Regions from separate parts of the Homo sapiens genome. Here region 2 is linked to region 1. Evidence: chromatin loops called from intact Hi-C (ENCODE). Cell type or tissue: ovary. All regions are shown on one strand.

Region 1 (2,500 bases):
GGCAGAGGTCCCTGCGGCTTTCCGCAGTGCACTGTGCTCCTGTTTTATTGAGACTAGAGAATGGCGATGACCTTTACCAAGTATACTGCTTGTAAACATTTTGTTAACAAGGCATATCCTGCACAGCCCTAGATCCCTTAAACCTTGATTTTATACAACACATATTTTTGTGAGCTCCAGGTTGGGTCAAAGTGGCTAAGGCAAAGTGGCTGGGGCAAAGCTACAAATTAACAACATCTCAGCAAAGCAACTGTTTAAAGTACAGGTCTTTTTCAAAATGGAATCTCTTATGTCTTCCCTTTCTACATAGACACAGTGACAGTCTGATCTCTCTTTCTTTTTCCTACGTACTGAACATGTACAAAATTTTCTTCTTGTCATTATTCCCTAGACAACTACTGACACAGCATTTACATTGAATTAGGTATCAGAAGTAATCTAGAGCTGATTGAAAGTGCATGCAGTGTGTACATAGGTTGTCTGCAAATGCTGCGCTGTTCTCTATCAGGGGCTTGGGCACCTGCAATGTTGGTATCTTCAAGGGAGGTTCCTGGAACCAATCCCCTACGGATACCGAGGAATGACAGTATTTGGGTTTTGATAGAAAGCTGAGAAACCCAGAACAGAGATAACCTCCTAGCAGTAGAAAGCTGAGTTAAAATCAGGAGAAGGCAGTGGCTAAATTCACAGTCATTTTACACACAAGAGCAAAACACATGTTTTACAACAATGGAGGAAAAACTCAGTGATCGCCCACTGAAGTGAATAAAAGTTACAGTGATAGTTACAACAACACAGCAATAGGGTATACTGAGAAGGAAGATGTCCTTCAAGAGTTTAGGGTTTTGTTGGGGGAGCCAGAGCCTCTCTCAGGATGCACCCTCCTTTGGAAGCACTGACTTGGCCCCTGGGCCCATGACATGGGAATAGCATGTGAGCCGGCCGAGTCCCAGCAACCCCTCAATTCAGTTTGTCTCCTTAGACAGCATCCACCTCCCCAATCCTCCATCAGCTCCTTTTCCAGTTTCCCCCATCCTGCACTTGTGCAAGGCAGGGAGGGAGTTGTCTGTGCTTAGGACAATTCCTCACATTGCCAGGAGAGGGCAGCAGATCACTCTCCCATCCCAGTTGCTGCCTTGGCGCTGTCCAGGATTCCAGTCATTTTTCAAGGGTTATTGAGAGCTTATGGAATAGGAGACCATTCCAGCCTCAGTTTCGGCCAGGCACTGGGAATGCAAAGCCGACTGAGATATGGGGTCCCGCTCTGCAGGAGCCCGTGGTCTAAGAAGGCAAGGCAGCCATGGAAACAGAAACAGGTCTAAAGAGTGGGGTGAGGCACTGGGGCAGAAGGCTCTTCAGGGGACTGTGGGGTCCCCATGAGGTGGCGAGAGGGGGGGCATCGGAAAACACCCAGCAGGAAGAGGTGCTAGAGCTGAGTCTTGGAAGCAGGTAAGTTTTCCCAGTTCCTAGGCCAGGCAAGGCACCCCAGGCAGAGGAGCTGGGCCTCCCGTGACACCACAGGGCGGGCTTGGGCTCAAACACAGGGTGCTGGGGCAGGAGGAACATCTCAGGGAGGGGAGGATCATGGAGGGCTGTCCTCCCTGGCCATGCTAAGGAATCTGTACCAGGACCCAAAGGGAACCGGGAAGCCACTGAAGGGTTTAGGAGAAGGACCAAAGCAGACCTGCACTTTTACATGACAGCTTCCTGTTCTGCCTGTGGAGGATGGACATGGCAGGATGGAGAAGGGAAGGCCTGAAGGCCACTGGCCAGGTCAGCTTGGCTTGAACTGGGTAGGAGAGCGACGGTGGTGGTCTGAACTAAGGCAGGAGCAGTGGGAGTGGAAAGCGGGGTGGGCGTGAGGTTGAAATGACAGGTCTTTGGCTGGATGGGGGCTGGGCCGGATGAGGGCAGAGGTCTTTCAACTTTCTGGCTTTAGTGGCTGGAGTGAGTGCTGGTGGCAGCTGATGAGACAAAGAACACAGGGGAGGAAGACATCTCTGGAGAAAGACTATGAGTCGTTGACAAATATGGGGCATCACCCAGTCCCCCATTTCATTCCCACTATACCCCCTAATCTAGATCCTTGCTATTTTTCATCAGTTCTGAAATACTGGCTTCTTGTTGGGTCTCACAAGGTCCAGTCTCTCTGTTGGAGGTGCCTGGGAATTCTATATTTCAATACGTGCTTATGAACAACCTGTCTGGGGCAGGCACTGTGATGAGTTCCTTCTCCTACAGAGCTTATGGCCTAGTGCAGAGCGAAGGTAGTGAAGGAAGAGACAGACGGTGAAGCTCATGGTTGAAGTCCAGTGTGCAGCACGGTCTCATGAGTCTTCGAACAGGCTGCAAGGAGAGCATTCCAGGTGGGGCCTGCGATCTGGACTTCGGAGTGTCGAGGAGGTTTCCTAAAGGAATGCCATCTGGGCTCAACTGGATGTGCAGGGGCTCCCTGGTGAGGGGGTCGGGTGGCAGCAGGCCAGGGCTGGGGAGAGGGGCT
Region 2 (2,500 bases), 140 kb after region 1:
GCAGAAGAGAAGGTGATTTGAAGACAGAGACAGAGATTGAAGTGACGTGGACACAGAATGCTCAGGAAGGAAAGAGAATCATTGCTTCCCTTTCTGCAGTTTGTTGGTAGGTGAGGTGGGCCCTGCAGAAAGATTAGCAAGCACAGAGGAAAAACTCACCACTTATTCCCACAGCTGTGTATATAGTTTTATAGGATTTCTAAACATTTTTTCCAAGGAAAAGTAAAGAACAATAACTCAAATATTTGGAAACAGGGTCAGCTTAGACAGGTCTAGAACACGGTCTGAAGGTACAACATATGAACAACCCTGTTTCTTCCAGTGCCGGAGAGATGAATTCTCAGAAGCAGAAGATACACATTCATGAAGCCTTCATTCCCTGAGCTGTCTGTGTTCCAGAATATTTATCTGTGAATATATTCTCCAGTGAGTGACAATTTACAGTTAGTGAGATAATGCAGACAGCTTCAACCCCCGGTGCCTTGCAGCCAGGAATCCAGTCACAGGACCTGCAGCTTCACGAAGGGATGCTCAGTGGGTGGCTTGCATGCAAAGATAAACTCTCCCCTTTAACAAAAAGAACCTTCATTGTGCCCCAAGTGGGGAACAGGCCTCTGTGTTACTCAACCTCATCCATGGTAGTGTTGGTTTGGAAAATATGGACTAATGCCGTCTGTAGAACAAAGTCTACAGAATTAGAAACAGTGACATAGAAATGAGCTAAAGATGGCCTGTGGGTCCTGGCCCCCATGTTGTTTATTTCAAAACTGTGTTTACTTCTTTTTTTTTTGAGACGGAGTCTCACTCTGTCAACCAGGCTGGAGTGCAATGGCGTGATCTTGGCTCAATGCAACCTCCGCCTCACGGGTTCAAGCAATTCTCCTGCCTCAGCCTCCCGAGTAGCTGGGACTACAGGCACGTGCCACCATGCCAAGCTAATTTTTGTATTTTTAGTAGAGACGCGGTTTCACCATGTTGGTCAGGCTGGTCTCCAACTCCTGACCTTGTGATCCGCACACCTTGGCCTCCCAAAGTGCTGGGATTACAGGCGTGAGCCACCGGGCCCGGCCAAAACTGTGTTTACTTCCTAATGGCCTGTTCCAAACTCAAATTTTACAATGCAATTATTTTAACAACAGCCCAAAGAAGAATACTTTTAGCCTTTTAGAAAATACTTACTTTGCATGTCCAGAAAATTTCAACCACATCTACTCGCAGTAAGATAAACCCCAGTTATGAAAACCTTAAACCAGAAACTCCCCACTGTGCTGCTGTGAGGCGTCCCCTAGACACACAGCCCCTTGTCCAGTGTCCCATCGTTTCGAGAAGCAAGCCTGGCAGCTTATTCTCTGCACAGATTCCTGCTGGGAGGGGCTTCTCTCTGCAAACCTGACAAAACGTCACCCAATAAAGTCATGTGTGCGACTGCCCCCCTGTGGCCATCTCTTTTTCCTTGATGAGCCCGCAAGTCATTCCAATCCCGTACAAATCGGATCACAGTGTCCACCCCAAACACTGACTCCAGGGTCATGAACACAAACAGTTCCACTTCTAAGACTCTTGCCAAGTCTTACGAATAATGCAGTTGCTCCCAGTTTTATGGACCCCAAACTAACCGCATCAGGAAAAGGAGACACAGCCATAATAAACCCCACCTGTATAAGTCCTCCCTCATTCAGGTGACCATGGTTCATGTTAGAGACACTCAGAGGCAGAGGCCTGCCGCACACCTAGATCCGAATGGAGGTGGTTGTGACACCTTCTGATCTGTGTCCACTGTGGAGTGACCAGCTTTGTCTGCTGTTGTGAAAGCCTTGGCATAATGTGTCAACAGATAAGAAAGGGAGGTTTCTAATCAGAATTAGTAATATTATCCTTTAAGTCTATAGGTAATAAAGAGTAATTTCAAAGCTCTTTTCTGACTAAAAAAGATTTCTACAAAATTTCACAATTTATATTTATGTACAGCAACAGATCATGAGATTTTTAAAAATCACAATGGTAACCTTCTTAACGATGTATTACTAAGTTTCATAGGAAATAGCAAGACTATCTTAAATTCAAGCTTCTTAAGGAATACTTTGCAAAAACAACATTTTCAAGAATTGACCTTTAGTAAAAGAAAACCTGACAAATTTTTTTATTGTTAGTCACTTCCCTGCAATTCAAGTTTGTTTTTAATTATAGATAGAACTGATTCCTCATTTAATACCCTTTCAGAATAATTATTTAAAACTTACAATATGATGCACCATCTCGTTCTACTTTAGTTAGGCTGATTGTGTTTTCTTTTTCTTTTCCTTCAGCCTCTGATGTTTCTATTGTTCACTAGTATGATTATTTAGGAGTCTCACTTTTTGAAGAATAAGAAGCAGGTTTGAATTGGTTAATAACATAAGAAAAAGTCAAGTGCACAAAAGTTACGAAATTTAATGAGAAAAGAGTAAATAAAATTGACATAGTTTTCTACAGTTTACTGTGAGCCTTTAATCAAATTTCT

What was found. Peaks named below come from ENCODE experiments on the same cell type or tissue, not always from the same donor. Only the 100,000 strongest peaks of a DNase experiment are listed, where the experiment ranks them.
Region 2: it touches region 1 in a loop (4-fold over the local background); 76 of 110 quality-filtered maps call a loop at or near these places.

The regions. Positions count from the first base shown.
Region 1 is chr22:17,056,981-17,059,480 of GRCh38, reverse strand. It overlaps CECR7 (cat eye syndrome chromosome region, candidate 7), which reads right to left. Exons shown (of 4, transcript NR_152826.1): 4 at 1-1,964. Among named protein-coding and RNA genes, the nearest start is that of CECR7, 22 kb to the right of the region's middle. RefSeq lists enhancers at 952-1,452, 2,457-2,500. In ovary, a CTCF peak has its summit at 1,090 (motif pointing right); a DNase peak (open chromatin) is centred at 1,120.
Region 2 is chr22:16,916,534-16,919,033 of GRCh38, reverse strand. No RefSeq gene overlaps it. Among named protein-coding and RNA genes, the nearest start is that of GAB4, 90 kb to the left of the region's middle. RefSeq lists a silencer at 1,327-1,376. In ovary, no CTCF peak of the experiment used is centred here; a DNase peak (open chromatin) is centred at 1,443.